Regions from separate parts of the Mus musculus genome. Here regions 2, 3 and 4 are each linked to region 1. The links are chromatin loops, found by intact Hi-C in ENCODE. Cell type or tissue: heart. All regions are shown on one strand.

Evidence for each region. Hi-C counts contacts between places; a loop is a spot of excess contacts. Peaks named below come from ENCODE experiments on the same cell type or tissue, not always from the same donor. Only the 100,000 strongest peaks of a DNase experiment are listed, where the experiment ranks them.
Region 2: a loop joins it to region 1, with 4 times the contacts of the local background. A loop is called at or near these places in 15 of 42 quality-filtered maps.
Region 3: it touches region 1 in a loop (5-fold over the local background); 11 of 42 quality-filtered maps call a loop at or near these places.
Region 4: it touches region 1 in a loop (5-fold over the local background); 15 of 42 quality-filtered maps call a loop at or near these places.

The regions. Positions count from the first base shown.
Region 1 is chr1:59,481,825-59,486,824 of GRCm38, reverse strand. It overlaps Fzd7 (frizzled class receptor 7), which reads right to left and starts at 4,678. Exons shown (of 1, transcript NM_008057.3): 1 at 1-4,678. The coding sequence starts at 3,865. The coding sequence ends at 2,147. In heart, CTCF peaks have their summits at 2,701, 2,900, 4,443 and 4,644; DNase peaks (open chromatin) are centred at 2,824, 3,254, 3,924 and 4,824; H3K4me3 peaks cover 5,000 bases; H3K27ac peaks cover 4,260 bases; H3K27me3 peaks cover 1,559 bases.
Region 2 is chr1:59,313,844-59,318,843 of GRCm38, reverse strand. The region is part of intron 10 of Cdk15 (cyclin-dependent kinase 15); the gene reads right to left. Among named protein-coding and RNA genes, the nearest start is that of Gm51625, 52 kb to the left of the region's middle. In heart, a CTCF peak has its summit at 1,925 (motif pointing left); a DNase peak (open chromatin) is centred at 2,663; H3K27ac peaks cover 324 bases; H3K27me3 peaks cover 3,218 bases.
Region 3 is chr1:59,620,926-59,625,925 of GRCm38, reverse strand. It overlaps Gm973 (predicted gene 973), which reads right to left. Exons shown (of 19, transcript NM_001357842.1): 12 at 749-839. Among named protein-coding and RNA genes, the nearest start is that of Gm33833, 3.5 kb to the right of the region's middle. In heart, a CTCF peak has its summit at 2,388 (motif pointing right); a DNase peak (open chromatin) is centred at 2,355; H3K27me3 peaks cover 199 bases.
Region 4 is chr1:59,582,116-59,587,115 of GRCm38, reverse strand. It overlaps Gm973 (predicted gene 973), which reads right to left. Exons shown (of 19, transcript NM_001357842.1): 10 at 4,641-4,720. Gm39648 (a long non-coding RNA gene) reads left to right here. Exons shown (of 3, transcript XR_865454.2): 3 at 422-718. Among named protein-coding and RNA genes, the nearest start is that of Gm39648, 12 kb to the left of the region's middle. In heart, a CTCF peak has its summit at 2,276 (motif pointing right); a DNase peak (open chromatin) is centred at 2,273; H3K4me3 peaks cover 251 bases; H3K27me3 peaks cover 1,922 bases.

The sequences.
Region 1 (5,000 bases):
TGGGAGATTTACAAAATATACATACTGCACTGTCTCTATTTTACAAATTTCACATGCACTTAAAGAGATAAAACACAAAAGATGCCAAACCTGTGTAGTGGCAGCTTAAAAAAATTCTGACAGGTGAGATCACTTTGAAAGTTTAAAAAATACAAGATCACTTTAATTGTAAAAGCAGCTCCATTCAACTGAACAGGACACATATGAAGTAATCTGTCCTCCCGACAATCCCCCCCTGGCTGGCATTAAAAACTGCTCTGAGAAACTGAAGAACATTGCAAAATTGGAGGACAGTCAGTGTCAAAGGTAGGGTAAAGGTCAACTCCCATGATGCTCTGCTCAGCTTTACATTATGCCAAAGAACCAGACTTCTATTGCAGGGAAAAAAAGAGAAGTACACGATTTAAGATTAATAAATGTAAGTCTTCTAGCACATTTCAAAGAACTCCAGAATCACTTTGAAGTTCACCTTCCCTTAATGACTTTCTTGAAACCTGACTCAAACTCTCCTCTTCCTTCGCTATCATTCCTCTTGCCCTCGCCTCATGCAACCAGAGAGAGAAAGGGTCAGCTCATGTGTCTGATAGATAGATGTTTACATCTCTAGAACAAGAAAATGAGGGCAAAATGCTTTTAAACCTTTAAGTTAAAATTTTTGTCTTTTATCTTTACTAATGTGAGCGTTATGTCTTGAAAGATACAAATTAGGAAGGGGAGCCAGGCCTGGTGGACCATGCCTTTAATCCCAGCAATTGAGAGGCAGAGGCAGGTGGATGTCTGTGAGTTCAAAGCCAGCCTGCTCTACAGAGCCAGTTCCTGGATAGTCAGGGCTACACAGAGATACCCTGTCTGGAGGAAAAACAAAACACAACAAAACAAAAACAGCAAAAATCCCAAATTGGACGGAAGGAAGGGGGCAGAAAAATCAAAATTTGGGTTATGGGGGCGTAGAATGGGAGGAGATTTCATTAAGCAAACGAGTCTATTAGATCATGTGTTCTGAATTAAATCTGTTTAAAACAAATAACAAAACTCCTAGCATTTCCTTTATCCAAGTCAGAACGTGTGCCTGAATGGGTATGAAAGCTGCTCTTCACTCTTCCTTAAAAAGGAATGTTTATCTCAACCAAATTAACAACCAAAGGAAAACCTCGGATTTCTGTGGCTTTGCCTGTAAAAGCTGCTGGCTTCACAGTTAGGCCTTTCCTCAGGGAGACACTTTTGTTTCCCGCTTTGTCTCTTACAACAAAGACAAGGGGGGTGGGATGGGGTGTGTGTGTGTGTGAATGCGTTCCTGTTTTGAAAAGCAACAAGTCATGACTTTTTTTCAGGGTATGAAACCAAATAAAACATTCTTTTTCTCTCTGCCTTCCCTAGAAAATGAAAAAGTAGCAACAAATTAAAAAGTAGCAGACTGTATCTCCCACTCGCCTTCTTGGCCTCCTCTTGAAAACCAACTTCACGCTAGGACTCTAGCAGGCAGGGCCCGGCCTTCCAAATGCTTATTTTACTAGACTTGAAAGGAGTAGGGAAGGAAAAGCAGGCGGGAGGGGGCCCGGGAGGAGGACTGTAAGGTCTGACCCTGGAAATTAACCCATCTGGGCTCCAGTTTGGCCCCAGTGAAAAGAGATTATGGTTTGACCACCACTTGACAAGGGCACCGCAGGAGGTCCCCCCCATCTTGGCCACAAAGCCTAGGCTACAGACAGAGCGGTATCACCCTCCCCTCCCAGCCCCCCTTCACTAGAGTGAGAACAACCACTTGCCTTGCAGCAGGGGATTGGACTCACAGCCCTGGCTCATCTCTGGCGCCTGAAAACCTCACCAGTCTCTCTCTCTGCTGGTCTCAACCTTTCCCTTAGGCCCTAGCCGGTCCATATCTTTCACAGTTAGCATCGTCCTGCAAGTCTTAGCCAGAAGTCTTTTCGGCCACTGCCTTTGCCTTTTTTCATCTGGGCCTCCTCTCAAAACCATCTCTCGCCCCAAATCTCTTCTCACCTCCAAATAACTTCTCACTTCCAGGTTAAAGCTCAGTGGAGGGGGCAGGTAGCTTACGGAAACAAGCCCCCACCCAGCAGTTCTCTCCCTACCATGCCTCTCCTCCTGTAAAAGGGTAGAAGAGGCAAGGGTGGGTAAGGACCGGGGCTCATACCGCAGTTTCCCCCTTGCTGCTGTGGCTGAGTCTGTGGTAGAAGCGACGCCATGACTGCAGGGTCTTGCCCGACCAGATCCAGAAGCCCGTAGTGATGCCCACGATCATGGTCATCAGGTACTTGATCATGAAGACTGTAAAGTCGGGGCTCATGGGAGAGAAGTGGCCCGGAGGGCAGGGCACAGCGTAGCTCTTGCAAGTCTGCAGGAGCCAGGTGCGTTCCCAGTGCTCTCGGAAGGCCTGCTCATAAAAGTAGCAGGCCAACACGATGGTGGCCGGCACCGTGTAGAGCACGCTGAAGACGCCGATGCGCACCATCAGCTTCTCCAGCTTCTCTGTCTTGGTGCCGTCGTGCTTCATGATGGTGCGGATGCGAAAGAGAGACACAAAGCCGGCCAACAGGAAGGACGTCCCGATGAAGAGGTAGACGAACAAGGGCGCCAGCACGAAGCCCCGCAATGCATCCACACTAGACAGGCCCACGTAGCACACTCCACTGAGTAGGTCACCATCCACCTGGCCCATGGCCAAAATGGTGATTGTCTTGACCGCTGGCACAGCCCACGCGGCCAGATGAAAGTACTGCGAGTTGGCCTCGATGGCCTCGTGGCCCCACTTCATGCCAGCTGCCAGGAACCAAGTGAGGGACAGAATGACCCACCAGATGGAGCTGGCCATACCGAAGAAGTAAAGCACCATGAAGAGGATGGTGCAGCCCTCCTTCTTGGTGCCCTGCGCCACCGTGCGGTAGCCATCGTCCGAGAAGCGCTCCACGCACACGGCACGGTCCTCTAGCAGGAAGCCTGCCACGTGCGCCACTGCCACCATGAAGTAGCAACCCGACAGGAAGATGATGGGTCGCTCTGGATAGCTGAAGCGACGCATGTCCACTAGGTAGGTGAGCACCGTGAAGAGCGTCGAGGCGCAGCACAGCACTGACCACACACCCACCCAGAGGCGGGCGAACCGTCTCTCCTCTTCTTTAAAGTACATGAGGCCGTTAGCACGGCCCGGCTCACACGGGGCACCGCAGTCACGCTCACCTAGGAAGCGGTAGCCCAGGTAGGGGGGCACCTTGAGCTGGCGCGGACACGAGAAGGGGAAAGACAAGCGGCCTCTGCCATCTGAGGGGGACATCGCAGTGAAAGGTGGGTCTGGCAGGTAGGGAGCAGTAGGGTAGGCGGTGGGACTGCCGCCCGCGCCCCCGGAGCCGTCGGACGTGTTCTGCCCCACGCAGATCTCGCCGGCACCGTGCACTGGGAAGTTCTCGCAGCGCAACCGCTCTGGCCACTGGAAGCCGAACTTGTTCATGAGCGCCTCGCAGCCCTGTCGGGCGCGCTCGCACAAGGAACGGCACGGAGGAATGGCTTGGTCGAGCACGGTGCACACGGGTGCGTACATAGAGCATAAGAAGAAGCGTAGCTCAGGAGAACACTGCACCTTTACCAGAGGGTAGAACTGGTGCACCTCGAGGCCCGCGTCCTCTTGGTTCGTGTGGCCCAGCAGGTTGGGCAGGATGGTCTGGTTGTAGGCGATATCCGTGCACAACGGGATGGAGATGGGCTGGCAGAAGCCGTGGTCCGGTACCGAGATGCCTTTCTCGCCGTGATATGGCTGAGCCCGGGTGTCCGTGGGCAGCGCGCCCAGAAGAGCAAGCACCAGGGCGCAGAGGCCCAGGGGCGAGTGCGACGCCGCCGTGCCGGGGCCCCGCATCGCCGGTCGCGAGTGCAGCGGCGTTCTCAGCTGGAGGAAAAAGACGAGGCGCTGGGGAGAGGCTTGGATACAGGGAGGCGCCGCCGCGCCCGGCGCATGAGAGTCCTCCCGGCGCCGGGGCCGGGCCGTGGGCGGCGCGGAGCCGAGGGTGCTAGGGTGCCTGCACAGCGGGGGCGAGGCCGCCAGCCGAGGGGGCGCCGCAGCCGCCTCCGCGTGGCACTCACGCAGCCGCCGGAGGTTCAAACTCCTGGGCCTGGAGTGGGGGATCGAGGGAAGGGGTGTCGCCTTACCCTCCCCGCCGAGACGTAACGGTGCGGCTTTCTCTGCGGCGACGAGCAACAAGCTTCTCCGGTTACCCTTCAAAGTTTGCCCAAGTTTCTCGAGCCCCGGGCGCACGCCGATACGCACGTCCCCTAAACCGAGCCAGGCCTCCGCCAGGCCAGCGCCCTGCGTCCCTGCCTGCTCGCCCCGGCCGTCGCCTCGGTGGTGCTGCTCCGCCTTCTCTCCTTGAGGCCCCGCGGGCCACTGCAGCCGCCTCTTCTGATTCTGGAGCCTCCTTCAGTCCTAGGAAGGTCGGCCCCAAGTTTCAAGTCAAATGGCTCGTTCTCGCTTTGAGTCTGATCGGTGCTCGGGAGGTAAGAGCTGGACAAGCTGGTTTTGGAAACGGAGTTGCACGGAATCCGAAGCGCCGAGGCCCCTGCACCCGCGGCCTGCCTGCACCCGGCCTCTCCTGCCCCGCGCAGTCCCAGCCCGCGACTCTCCGCGTCCAGCACCGCCCGCCAGGGAAGGAGCGCGGAGTAACGCCTGGGAGCCGCACTGGTGGCTAGAAGAAGCGTCGGGCTTGCAGGGCTGCGGGCCGCCCCGCCCCCTCCCCTCCCCCCATTCACAAACCACTCCGGGGGCGGGCCCCGAGCCCTCTGGACATCCAATAGCGCGCTTTGTTTTCTCTGTGGACCTGTTCCGATTGGGTGGAAGTCGGAAGGGGCGGCCGAGGAAACAAGGAAGGCGGTGCTTAAAGAGCTCTGGGCGGATTCCTGAGGGGAGGGGCGGGGGACTGAGAGAAAAGTTAGGAAAAACTTTTACCCAGAATTTGCTCAAGGGAGAAAAAAACGCACCAGAAAGGGAACTTGCCTGT
Region 2 (5,000 bases), 170 kb after region 1:
TGAGTCTGGATATTCTGAGTCAACTGCTTCCTGGCTAGGTGACCCTGGGACAGATATCTGACTCTTAAAGCTACAGCTCTCATCTATAAAGTGTGGATAGGGGCTGGAAGAACTGGCTCAGCCATTAAAGGCTAGGCTCACAACGAAAACAAAGTATGGATGGTAACATTGCTGCCATTTGATAAGGTGGTTATGAATCAAAGCAAGATGGCTTCATTTTACAACTATCTACTGATTAATTTCATGTACCAGTTAAGGGGCATGTGCAAAATTCTTCTGGAAGGACTAGAAGTCACTGGCTTGGCCTCTAGGAAATTCTAGAAATCTTTTTCTTGTAACATATTTTAGCAAAAAAAGCAGTGGCGATGCCGACACAGCGGATTTACGTGGCCCTGCTGCGTTCCTGGCAGGCGAGTAATGAGGGTTCTTCTAGGGAAGGCTCTGCAGGCACAAGGTGGGTAGGCATATGATGGCAGTTTAGATGTGGGGAACGGACAGGTACAGGCTTAACAGGCACTCAGACACACATAGGTAGGTGCTTAAAAACCTGAACATCAACTTTAACGATGTGGGAATCCAGACAACGTTTGGGCCCACGCAAGGCAAACTAAAAGTCAGTTGTGGTGCCTCAAGGTACGCTGGGCTTCCTGAAAGAGGCCAGGATCCCCAAGGTTCTAACTATAAAGAAAAGAGACAGTGTGTTCTTCAACACCCGTCGTGGTAGCTATACCATGGTGGGTCACTGAGCAGCTGGCCTCGAACACTGTGGCAACAAGAATGGAAGCATAGCTTTGGTGGGGCTTTTCTGAGAAGCTAGGCTCTGTGGCAGATACAGTTCAATGATAATTTTTCAGTACTGTGCTGTAAAAAGATTCAGGGAAACAATATGATAAAGAGAAATAGAGCAAAGCTGGATACTGACTCCCGTCCTTTTCAGTCAGGAAACGTCTCTCTGTGAGCCTGGGAAAGCATGTCCTCACCTGTCCTCCAACACTGACCCAGGCAAGTAGCAGTAGAGATTAGCAATTATGTGCAATAAATATTATATATAATATGTAGTATACTGTATATATGTATCATTACATATTGTGCATATACTTATGTATACTTCCTGGTACACAGGGAATATGTTTTAAATGATAGGCTAGCTCCCATTTTATGGCTCAGAGAACTGAAAGTAAAAAACTCCCTCAAGTTCTCCCAGACAATAAATGGAGGAACTTGGACTTTCCACTCAGAAGGTAGCTCCCTCCCTCTGAGTTCAGCCCAGGAAATCTCTCTCTCTCAGCAAGTTACTCATGGCTGCAGCTGACACCAGAGCAGAGGCAGTGTTAGCCTGGATTCTGCGATTTGCTCAGAGTTCTCTGAACCAACACATTAATGGTTTTTTATCCCTTTTGGGGAGAGGATGATTTTCAGTCCAGTATTTGTCTCCTGCATGACTCCCACAGCTCTTACACTGTTATATATATATGTATACATATATATATATACACATACATACATATATATATATATACATACATACATATATATGCCATATATATGCCATATATATGCCATATATATACATACATATCTATATCTATACCATATATATGAAATGATAATTACATAATTCCCCTCCTCCCTTTCCTCCTTCCAACTTTGTACATGTATCTCCCCATGCCTCCCTCTCCCTCTCCTTCTCCTTCTTCCTCTCTTTCTCCCTCTCCCTCTCTCAAATTCAAGATCTATCCCTAAATACATAAATACAACATGCTTAGTCCATTTAATGTTACCTGTATGTACAATCAGCCCTGAGATCATATACATGCAGGGAACATCTTAAAGTGGTTTTACAGTCAGAAGGAGAATTCAGGAGTGAAGCTCCACCATCTGACTAGATTGCTGCTGTCCTTCCCAGTTATTTCTTGCTTCCACCTAGTGGTTAAAAGTTGCAAAAGCAAGCATACCAAAAAAAAAAAATCAAAAAAACAAAACACAACAGGGTGTGGGCAAGGGCACAGATGGATTCCGGTGCCTGTGCCTCTGGGCTTTTTCTGCGTGCAGCTTTTTTTTTTTTTTTTTTTTTTTTTGCCTTTTTGACTTCCACTAAGTTCCCCCAGTGAAAAAACTCCCCAGATGAGGTGCTCTTTCCTGGAACTGAAAACCAGCCTAATCCCGGATGCTTCCCTGTGGCTGAGCTCATGAGGAAATCAGGCGTGCTTTTCAGCAGATATTTCTTTAAAAGTCCTAACAGCCTCAGTGGATGCTGCTCCCTTCTCTATGGGAACAGGCATCAAAGAGACAGGAGTAAAGTGCTTTGCACGCACATCAGGAACTAATTGCCAATTTGGCAAATGCATTGACTAATGTCACGCACTGTTATTTCTAAATCCTCTCCTGTCCTTGACCCCCAGTATCTAGATGTAAACTTGGAACCATTAGTGAAGAAGGATAAAGTCTTCTGGTGCCTCAAATGGAATTGAGAGGGATTTAAACTCAGCGCTTTTGAGCGTGGTGAAATGAACTCAGCAGTACCTTAATGCTAGGATTTGAGCTCACCCAGCGTGAGAGCTTTCAAAAACTGTGTTTAAGGAAGCAAACAGAGCCCGGCAGACCCTTTCAGGGGAGCAAACAGGGCTGGACCGAACAGTCAGTGACACATTAAAAACCACAACTGCGCTGTGATCATGTGGGCAGAAGAAAAAGTTCCTCTTTATCACAAGATCTTTGCATCTAATGAGACGGTGCCTGGACTGCCTCCAGAGAAGCAGGCCTCCGTATATGTTAACAGAGACACGTCTAAATATTTAGCTGATTCCCTGAAAAGCCCTATGTGATTTTGAAGCAAACAGGTCTCCAAGGTAAGACCTTGTCGTCTGTTGCCATTGAAAATCTAGACAAAAAGGGGACTTGGAAAAGAAAAATTAAATATATATATATATATATATATATATATATATATATATATATATATATATATATATATATATATATATATATATATCGTGATCAAAAGCATGAATGCTACCATTTCATTTTCTCTCAGAATGAACTATATTTTAATGCCCTTCAAGGGCTTAGGACAAACACCACAGCAGTTGTTACATTGTCTCAACTGAGTCTGTTTCTCTTCTCTGGTAGGCTTTCTGTCTGGATAGGGAAACCCGCACTGTGTGGGTGGGCATAGCCTCTGTTTAGTTGGCCTCAGAATGCCTGAGGTTCCAATGACTCTGAGTGCATTTTCTTGTGAATGGAGGGAGGAGGTACCAAGGCTGGGGGAACTTTGTAAAAACATCTAAAGGCTTCTGTTGCTCAAATTCACACTACTGTCTCTCGGTTAATAGACCTTAGCCAAGATGAACATCTGGTTTGTTCTAAGCCTCTGGGTTCTCCAGTGCCACAAACCCAGCCCAGATAGCCTTGTCAGTTGGGGCTTTAACCTCTTCAGACATTGGGGTAGAAGAATTCCCTTTAGGACTCTATCTTTGCTTGGGGCTGCTTAGGGAGAGTCACTAAAATCTCCCCCTCCCCCATGCAGGCCAGCAGCCTCAGTGCCGTCAGCTTGATTAATGTGTCTTGGCTAATTGTGTGAAAGATAGCAGCCCTTTAATGAGTGTGACCAGTGTATTGTTCAGCCAATCATAGACACCTCCGTTAGCATGTGAAAGGGGGGTGCCTTGCAGGAGGAGGCTAGGGAGTGCTGGAGGCTGAGTCAAAGGATGAGAGTTTGGGGTGGGGTGGGGGTGAAGAGCAACACCCACTCCTTTGAGGGGAAGTTACCGTGCTCTGCTAACCCTGCAAACCTCCTAGTCAAAGAGCTTTTTCTCCTCCCTCTTTTTTCAAGATCTGTTTTTTTCCCCCATGGCACAAGCAGGCAAGGCCCCGGCTACTCTGCAGATGGAGTTCACGTCGCAGGGTTTTTAATATTTCACTTTTATATTTCTGTTAGAGGATGATCCTGCTGAGAGTCTGGGAATCCAGGCTCGTCAGAACCCCCCCGCACTGACACTTGGATATACCGCTCTGAAAGCCATCCCAGGAGGAAAGATTAAACAACAACAAAAAAAGAGTCTATTTTTCAAAGCCTACTTCTCAATCTGCCCACATCAAAATAAGACAACTGGCCCTTTGAAGTGGAGGACAGACAGTTCTCAGCCAGCTTGCTTAAAGTGAGGAGTGGGGAAGGAGGAAGGAAGGAAAGAGGGAAGGAAGGGGAAAAGGGGCAGTCTTGTTCAAGATACATCCCTCTCTCCTTCCAGACTCACTCAGGTACAAGCAGCTACAATCAGCCACAGCCTAAAGCCCTGCTCACTAGAACTGGGAGAAAGCTAGTTCTTACTGGGGTCAGCACTGGGAGATTTTTAATGTCTCTACCAGAATCAGTATGGTTCCTTACCCAGGCAAGACTTACCCAGGCAAGGCCTAGCAATATCGGCCAATGGATGGAGGCTGTGCTGTTCACCCAAGTGCACAGCAGCCAAACATCTTTGATTGTGCTGGGTAGAGAGTGTAGCAGGACTTTAGCTCAGTAGTACACAGCACATGGATTTCTAAATGGCCAAATGACTGGAATGAATATTTCTTAAAAACAAAACAAAACAAAACAAAACAAAGTGACTGGCCAAGGAACACACACACACACACACACACAGAGTCACCAATAATCCTCAGAGAAATGAGCATCAGGACCAAGAGGCTAAGTCAAATGGCAGTTAGAGTAGACTCTGTCCACAAGACAAAAAGTAAGCTGGGTGTGGTGGGATATGCCACGTGGGAGGCTGAGGTAGAAGGGTCACTGTAATGTATGAGGCCAGCATGGGCTACAGAGTGAATTCCAGGCCAGCCTGAGCTATATAACAAGATTCTGTTATGTACCCCCAGATACAAATGATGGTGGTGGTGATGATGATGGTGGTGGTGGTGATGATGATGGTAAATGCCAGTAAGGATATGGAAAAAGTGGGGCTCTCACTATTCTCACTATTGCTAGGAATGTACGTGAGCACAGTTGC
Region 3 (5,000 bases), 140 kb before region 1:
TTGATTATTTTATTGGTTTGGCTAGGGGGAGGGGAGCTGTAATAACCTGTTTAAAATATGTTGAGGGAAAAGGGATAGAAAATTAAAACAAACAAACAGACAAACAACTCCTTTAATAGGCTACCTCCATCATCAAGGCTCTCTTCTCCTTTTGCTTCTGTTTCTGTCCAAAACCTTTTGATCTAAGAGAGTCTTTAGATTGTTGGTTTCAAGTCAACCCTGGCTCATGGAATCCACAATAGGATCTAGTTCCAGCTGGCGGCAAAGAAGTCTACAGCAAAGGCCACAACCAAAGGAGACTGAGGACAAAGGACCGTGCCAGGCTGCCTGGGCTGCAGGCCAGCAAGTTCGCAGTAAGCTCATAGGGAAGGTGTGCCTGTGTAGGCAGGGATGAGAAGACGCCAAGGTGGTGTCCGGCCAACTTTATTCTATCCAGAGTTAATGAAATTGTCCACAGTGGTTGTCCAAAGCCTTCCAGAGTCTCAGTAAACCTCAGGTGCATGGACACACAAAAAAGCTGCTTCTAGATGGTTAACATTTACCCCCCACCCTTCTACTCTAACCTAAGCTGGGGGATGTGGTTTGAAACAGCTCAATCATCAATGTGCAATCTACCTAGGGGCCTCTTTCCTTTAAACCCAACTGCCAGCATGTTATCTCGTGAAACAAAACAAAAGCCAAACAAACAAAAGCCCGAAGGCACATGGATGAAAAGGAGAGTCCAAGTCACTGTACGTTGCACACTTACATGCTCTTTAAGGTGTCAGCCTCAGAGGGCTGGTTGTACTCAGCCAGGGAAGTACTGAGGCAGGCAAGGGTCTTGTTCCTTAGTTCTGGGTCTGTGAAAACAGAGAATCCTCCATCAGCAAATGGCCCAGGCAGTTTTACCAGAAGGAAATCAGGCGAGGGGAAATGTCTATGCTAAAGCTGTACACAATGCAGATGAGAGTAACAAACCCACGTGGGGACCAAAGATGGCCTGTGGTAGGTGACATTAAACTCACTAAGGTATCCTCTAGGAAAGAGACAGTATGTGTCTAGAACCAGAAAACTATTTTAGCCTTTAAACAGGACTCTCTCCTGGCTATGTAGCAGATGGAAACAATCCGAAAAGACAAGGCAACCTTTTTGTTTGTTTGTTTGTTTGTTTGTTTTTTCCGAGACAGGGTTTCTCTGTGTAGCCCTGGTTGTCCTGGAACTCACTCTGTAGACCAGGCTGGCCTCGAGCTCAGAAATTCGCCTGCCTCCGCCTCCCAAGTGCTGGGATTAAAAGTGTGTGCCACCATACCAGGCCCGACAAGTCAACTTTTAAATATTTATTTATTTATTTATTTATTTATTTATTACACTGTAGCTGTCCTCAGACACTCCAGAAGAGGGAGTCAGATCTTGTTATGGGTGGTTGTGAGCCACCATGTGGTTGCTGGGATTTGAACTCCTGACCTTCGGAAGAGCAGTCGGGTGCTCTTACCCACTGAGCCATCTCACCAGCCCCTTAACTTTTATAAAAATGTACTTATTTTATTTGTTGGCAATGAAAAATTAGAGACAGTTTAACAGACTTGGGAAGTGACTTATACATGAGTGTGGTACTTAAATTTATAGGTAAGGGCTAGGAACAACTCACAGGTAGAATGTCTTTCTCGCTGTATTCAAACCTTGATACTACTCAGGAGATTAATAAATAGGAAAGAAAAGAAAGATAAATACTGAAAGTGTAGAAAGTATTTATGGTATAACAATAAAAAAATATAGACTATAGAAAAGTAGAAAAGTGATAGAATTCATTAAAACCTAGAGAAGGATTGCTTCGCATACCAGGCCGGCCAGAGTGAACATTCACACCCATCTCAAAAATCAAACAACAATCACAAAAAAACTAGATGGCTAAGGATTGGAAGAGAAAATAGACAAAAGAATATTATGTTAGATTAGAAGATTTAAGTATGTTTAAATTGTTTCCTTAAAAGCCCAGTGTGGTTATAACACTAAAAGCAAACTGCTTTAAACAGTGTTCAGTTTGATAGTGCTCCCCGACCCCCAGGGTTCCTTTGTAACTGGGCTCCCGTTGGCCATTCTCGCACACTGAGGTAATACTCTCACACACATCACCTCCAGCCTTTGGAGTGGGGAGAGTCTATAAGTGTCCAATGTAACTGAGAAATGTACCTGAGAGTTTCTTTTGCTTTCTATATGGGATATTATTGGGTAGTAGGAGATGATTATAGTACCTAAGGTATCTCCATGACAAGGGGACCTCTGTGAGAATTTCTTTATTGAACATGGCTGCCTGGGAGTAGGGAAGGAGAGGGGATGGGGCATGACACATTCTCATTGAAGGCATGCTCTGCCTTGTACTATTTTTCTGAGCTTGGGTACAGAGCACATGATGACCACCAGAGGGCGCAATTGTACCATCCAGAAGTGGAGGCTTACACTGGTGTTACTCCACCCTGTATGATCAGAACTGATCTGTGTGAGCTAGAGAAGGGGGTTTCTTTCCCTTAGGAAAATAACTTGGTATTTAGGCATTGAATTTTGACATCTATAAAATAAACGATGCAGGGTGTAGAACAAAAACCTTGTATACTCATTACCCATGGACTTTCTATTTAGTCGTGTAAGATTTGAATAGTCTCACATATTTGATTCACATTTTTCCAATAATGAAATGAAGCATTTATTTATGAAGAATCATGGCTTTATGGAAGAAAAGAAAGAGACATATGGAAGAGCCAGTGGTATTACGCATCAAGAGAGCAAGCTAGGGAAGCTGAATTTGATTTATAACAACTTGCTCTCGAAGCCATTAACCCACTGAGGGAACTACACTAAGCTTTCACAAGAGAGGTGTCCCTGTGATCGAATTACCTTTGATTTGGTCTCACTATGTAGCCCAGGCTTGCCTGGAACTCAGTCTTCCTGTTTCAGCTTTCCAACTGTGGGATTGAAGATGTGTGTCAGCTCATCTGATGGGACTTTTATGATTGCTTCAAATTGATAGATTAATTTATGGATCATTGTCTTGTCTTGTCTTGTCTTGCCTTTGCTTGCTTGCTTGCTTTCTTTCTTTCTCTTTCTCCCTCCCTCCCTTCCTCCCTTCTTCCCTCCTTCCTTCCCTTCCTCTCTCTCTCCCTCCATCTCTTCCTTCCTTCCAGAAAGAACCTTGCAGCTAGGCTGTGGTGCACACCTTTAATCCCAGCACTCAGAGACAGAGGCAGGCAGATCTCTGTGAGTTCAATACCAGCCTGGTCTACAGATGGAGTTCCCGTAGAACTCCCTGTCTCGGGGGAAAAAAAAAACCAAAAAAACCCCAAAATAGATAAAATAAATAAATAAATAAAAATAGTAAAAGAAAGAAAGAAAGAAGCTTGCTAGGTCCCCCAGGCTGGTCCTAAATGCCACTGCACCCTTTTTAGAATTGTCATCTTTATGGTAACAGCTCTTCCTATCTGTGCTTGCTATATCCAGGGTTATATAGAAGATTATATTTATTCATGTCTATTTTTATTTATTAAAATGAAATCATTTTTCATGTATTATCTTAAAATTATATTTTCCATATATATGTCCACAAGTTAATAATTAGCAATGATTATCTCTGAAAACTAGATCTCTGTGGGGGCTGCAGGGAACCAGCTCATTGAAAACTGATCCATAAATGGAAAGATTGATCAACTGTCCTGCCTCCTTATGTAAACTATACCACTGGCTAAGGGGAATATTCCTCTTTGTTGGCATCTCCCAACTAGTAAATGAGGAAGCACTGATAGAATTCCATCTGGCATTATTTTCGCCAGCCCCAGGACTGATGGATCTATAACTACTGGCATCAAAAAGAGACAAGTGAACATTCTGTGTCCTGAGAGACACAGAACTGGCCTTGCCAAACGGAAGAATGAAACCTGAATCTGATTAAGTCTCTAGACTCAAGGACTGAGTAACAGGAAATAGAAAAGCCATGAAACACAAGAACCCACAACAGGAGGACACAGCAGAATCAACACCATGGGAAACAGGACCAAGTGACCCAATTTTCTGAGCATAAACTAAAAGACGAAATAAACTAAAGTTAGGAATAAATAAACTAAAATTAGAAAGTAGAGTGGAATCTATAATTTAAATGACACATAGATCATATTAACTAATTATAATTAACTCAAAATTTACAACCGTAAAACAAGTAAGAACTTGAAAACTATGAAAACATCGTCAGTATACTTAAGAATTCTTTGGATTTTTAGGTGCCATAATGTCTTAGTTATGTTTCTACTGCTGTGATGAAACATCATGATAAAAGCAACTTGGGGAGAAAGGGTTTACATATCCTGAGTCACAGTCTATTGGGGGAAGCCCAGGTAAGAACTCAAATAGAGCAGGAACCTGCAGGCAGGAGCTGATGCCGAGGCCATGGAAGGGTGCTTCTTACTGTCTTGATCCCCATGGCTTGCTCAGCCTGCTTCCTTATAGAACCCAGGACCACAAGCCCAGGGATGACCCCACCCACAATGGGCTGGGCCCTCTCCCATTAATCACCAATTAAGAAAATGCCCTGTAGGCTTACCTGTAGTTGGACTTTATGGAGGCATTTTCTGTTGAGAGTTGGTCTGGTGCTGTGTCTACAAATGCTAAATTCTGAACCCCAAGATCTGGTTGCCACTGGTGAGCAGATTCTCACATACGTTTGTTGTATAAACCTTGCTCCCCAATTTAAAGCTATTGGTTAAATAAAAGGGACTACAGATAATTACTGGGGAGAATAGAGGTACTTTGGTTACTACTGGGCTGAGGGTCTCAAGTAAGGACCACGAGGAGAGAGGAGGAGGAAGGAGAAAGAGAATGGAGGAGAAGGAGAAAGAAAGACAGAGAAAATGAGGTCTCCATTAGGTGAGATGGACCAGGAACACATGGCCAAACTCTATGTCCCTTGATGGCGCAGAAATAACCTAGGCAAGACTCAAACAGCAAGTACTTAGGGAGCATGGCTGGGGAGTTAGCAG
Region 4 (5,000 bases), 100 kb before region 1:
TGGTGGCTCACAACCATCTGTAACAAGATCTGACTCCCTCTTCTGGAGTGTCTGAGGACAGCTACAGTGTACTTACATATATTAATAAAATAAATCTTAAAAAAAAAGTTATTTATTTAGCTGGGCGTGGTAGTGAATGCCTCCAGTCTTAGCACTTTGGGGGCAAAGGCAGATCTTTGGGAGTCAGAGTGCATGCAGCGTTGTCTATATAGTGAGACCCTGTCCAAAAAAAAAAAAAAAAAAGTAAACTTATTTACTTATTTGATTTTTTTGATTTTTCCATTCAGGGTGCTCAGTTTGGTTTTGAAGTAGATACCACATTCCCAACCCCCGGTTCAGCCTCCAGGGTCCTGCGATTATGTGAGTATGTCTCCATCAAATTGAAAATTTACAAACTCTTTTTATCTTTCCTTTTTCATAGAATAAAGACGACTAGGGGAGGAGAGCAGAGACCACAGGCCCAGGGACGCGACGTGAAGTTTGAACCCAGAGCACCCTAATTTTGTGCTCCCTAACAGATGCTTGAGAACAAAACACAAAAATCAACAACCATAGATGGAATCATGATTGACTTATGGTTTTGATTTGCACTTTCAATATTCAGTCACTCTGGACGTGATAGCATATGCCTATAATTTCAGTGAGGTAGGATGGCCAGTCTGGGCTACATAGTAAGACTCTGGCTCAAAAACGAACAACAGTAACAACAAAAAAGGAAAAGGAAAGGAGGAAGGGGAAAGAGGAAGAAGAGGAGGAGGAAAAAAAGAGAGGGGTGATGGGTTCAGTTTGCTCCCTGGGGAATATTTAGCAGTGGGTGGAAACACTTTGGTTGTTATAACAGTGCACACAGAGGGTGGACTCTGGGCAGCCCAGGCTGGCTCCTCCTCACCAACCGTCTGGAACCTTGATGTTGCCCAGTATTAAATCACAGATTCCAGGAGATCACAGATCTCAGGTTGCCTCGGATGATTTTGACTTTCTGAGCCTTTCTTTCCGAGGGCTGATATTGCAGGTGTGTGACCGTGCCTGGGTTTTATGTGGTCCCAGGGATAGAATGCAGGGCCATGTGCATTCTAAGATAGACCTCAACCAGCTGAACTACAGCCCCAAGCCCTAGTCATCTGTGCCTCTGTGTGTGTGTGTGTGTGTGTGTGCGCGCGTATGCGTGTGCGTGTGTGTGTGTGTGTGTGTGCGCGCGTATGCGTGTGCGTGTGTGTGTGTGTGTGTGTGTGTGTGTGTGTGTGTGTGTATAAGAGTATTCCGGATCAGACCCAGGGCCTTGCCTATGGTAGTCAAGCCCTGCCACTAAACTATAGCTCATATTCTTGCCTACTACTATTATTTTAATATGATTTGGTCTTTTGATTATGTTTCTAACTCTCTATGTTTTCTTTTTAAAAATGAAATGCAATCCTCACCGAGGATCGACAGTATTATTAACGTTAATGAAATGATTGCATATTTTTCTTTTTTACTTTCTCCTCTCTCACTGCACGGATGTATTAATATCTCCTTCTGAAACTTCCATTTACAATTTTAAGATTCTTTTTAGGTGCTGGGCACCTCACCCAACCTCAAGCCTCTCCCCAGAGGCCTTGGGGAAGAGGAAAGGCGAGAGCCTGCGATTGATGTCAGCGACCCGCAGAGGGAAGAGCAGTCCTGGACTCTGAAGGCAGCCCAGAAACTAATTTCTCTTAATCAGTTGTAGGGCCCCAGGAGGACCCACAAGGCAGAGGGGGAAATAAATCTGAAGGAGAAAACCAAATTCTATGAGGGGCTGGAAAGACCTGTATTTTCAAAAGGGCACCATACCTTTAGGACTTAAGCGCTGGCAGGGCCCCATCCCTGCGCAGCTATTAATATGCAAAAAATGCCTTCATAAATACTTGATTCTGCTCACAGTGGGGAGGCCGTTCATTTGAAAGGGGAAATGGGAGCTTGGAGTTGAAACACGTCTGCTTGTCTTCTTTCTCTTTTTTCATCGCTCTTTTCATCTCCACGCAACTCCCCTTGTAGTCTTCTTCCCCCTATTTCTCTGACTTCTCCCCACTTCTAACTCCAAGGAAGTTGCTGATGGCAGCTGCGGCGCTTTTTTTTTTTTTTTTTTTAAACTGATGGACTTGGCTCTGAGGCCCGGAACCTCCGGCTAGGTGTAGAAGGGGTGCCTAAGGGCCTTTACTTGAAAGTGGAACTGGGAGGCTAGAGCCCCTCACCCTTTCGGCTTTGGCCTTAGCGACGCGGCCACTGAAGACTCAGAGCAGAGGTTTTCAGTACTACCGGGAGGGGGCGCACGGGGGCAGCCTCCGGACCCCAGAGCTGAACTTGGACAGCAATACCAGACTTTCTTTCCCTCATACTTCCCAGCCTAGGTATGTGACTTCTCAAAGGTCTGTTGTTTCCAAAAGGTTCCACCTTTGGGATTCTCACTGTGACTTAAACCAAACCAAGCCAAACCAAACCAAACCTCCACCACCAACAACAAAACTAGACAAATGTATTATGTGTGAGTGACCTTACATGACCAGACCCTAAAGGATGGAGGGACGAGCTGAGTCAGTAGGGATTAAAAGAAAAGAAAGACGGGCTTAATTGCTGCTGCTACTACTGTTGCTGCAAGCCTGCTTTGTGCTTCAGAGCAAGAAAGGTCCTAGGTCCTAGAGAGGCAGGGAGGCCACTGGTTGGGCCAGTGGCCCATCAAGGTGGGTAAACTGAAGTCTGTTGGGTAGAAATTTGTTTCTAAAGCCTTTCCAGATGCTTTATGGTAAACATAAAATTAGTCATTTATGTGGAGTAGGTTGAGGAAGTAGTTAAAATCCGAGGCAGTGATTAACCTAATAAAGTGCCCTGAGCCTCAAGAAGGGGGAGGGGTGAGAGAGGCAGGAGGAAGTCCTTTGTACCCTACACCCCATTTTTCCTGGCTTGGGGACTGGTGGGGCTCCCTAGACTTTTCCTCATAAGGCTTTTCCCCTCGGGGTTCCTTTTCAAAGGCAGGCAGGCTATGGTAACACCAACCAACCAAGAAGCTCAGATGGGAACCTTTCTCCATTTGCAAAGGAGGTACAAGATATTTCCAGAGTTTGTGAACTTACCAAGGCCTTGCAGATGAACCAGGCTTGGAGCTTAAGATCCAAAGTTCAGTCTGACTGCAAAGTTCATAATTTAGTCTATAGTTAACTTGTCATGGCTGGGTCACTCTTTGAAGGGTCCTCCAGTAGAGCCATAGGGATACATGAGTTTGGACCATGCAGGGAGTATTGGTATGGCCTTTGGAGCTATGGGATTTCCAAAATATATTGTATTTTCTTAGTCACAACTCTGTAATTATTATTGCTATTGTTATTACTTAAGGTCTTCGGATCCTTTATGAAAAGTGTCTTCAATGGAGGCAAACCACACACACACACACACACAAACACACACACAGACAGACAGACAGACACACATAGTATGTGTGTGTCTGTGTTGTTTCTGAGGTTCTTCAGTAGTGGAGAAGTGGCTTAGATATGCTTTTCTTCAATGGAGGCCTGACTTGGGCCTGGTGTTTTAACCTGAAAGGTCAGTTCAAATATTGTGCAAACAGACTCATTTCTGCTCTGATTGTAAGGAAGTGCTGGGGAAAAGAGGGAAGGCCAGAAGCAGCAAGAAGTTGGAGATAAGAGGCTTGGCGAGCCTGCCCTGGAGGCTGTCTGAGAGCGGAGGGACCTAGGCAACCCCTGGAGCAGTGGTATAGCATCTGCCTCAGGAGTTCCCAGTCCCTGGATCCAGCTCTAGGAATTCCCTACTAGCTTCTCTTGAGAGACTGAAGACACTGTCACCCTCAGAGCTTCAGACAGAGGACCGCTTATCAAAAAGTCTGCACACATCCCTTGAAACATTAGATATTTCCAAGCCATTCAAATCGGCACCTTCCTTCTTCATAATTATCCTACCTGTGTGCGTACGTGTGAGTGTGTGCGTGTGTGGTGTATGTGCTCATGGGTGTGTGTGCGTGTGTATGGAGGCCAGAGATTGACATCTGGTGTCTCCCTTTATTGTTCTCCATGTTATTTGTTGAAACGGTCTCTCACTGAACCTGGAGTGCATCCATTTAGCTGGGCTGGCTGCACAATGAGCTCCAAGGATCTGCCTGTCTCCTGCTCACCTCCCACAATGCCACGATTACAGATGTTTGCAGCTGTACCTGTCAGGCTTTTTATGTGGGGTCTGGAGATCTGAACTCAGACCTTGCCTTTGTGGCAGGCTCTTTATAGACAGAGCCATCTCCCTAGCTCCTCTCCTTGATGCCTTAAAACCAACAAGCAAACAACAAACTCGATCGCTATTTTCTTTCCTGATTTGGAAGGAAAAATGTGATTCTCGGCTTGTGGCTGCTGGTGTCTGTATTCTTATTCTAATTCTGACTTTGCAGAAGTCTGGGAAAAGTCAGCTCTGCTTCTTCACACACACACCACAATCCAGATTCCAAGCTTGAGAGTAAAGAAACCTGGTGACGGTACAGTTTACCTGCTCATTTTACTGATGAGACAAATGAGGCCCAAGGAGATGAAGAGGCTCACTCAGGGTCACACAGCAAGTTAGGACAAGAATCCCAGACAAGTCTTGACTCCCAGTGTTGTGCTCATTCACAGTCAATACTGTACCTGACTCTCTGCAGCTTGAGCCAAACGTGAGGAGGTTTCATAAAGATTTCCATGAAGACTGGCTCCGGCTCCAGCGTTTGCTGCAGTGAAAGTCGGAGAGAAAGGGCATCGAGGTGTCAGATCTAGGTCTCATGAACTTTCATACGAACCATAACCATATGTGCTCAGCTCATGCACATTAAAGATTATAAGCCCACACCTATAGCATTCCCAGGTATAACCCATAGTGTCTGGAAATATGTCTAAACACCTTGTTGAGTGGGGTTAAGCTTTATATTCAAATTTAGACCTTCTTGTTTTGATTGGTATTTAAAAGAACAAAAGTAGATTCTTTGTGCTATCGGAATTCAGATAAAGCTG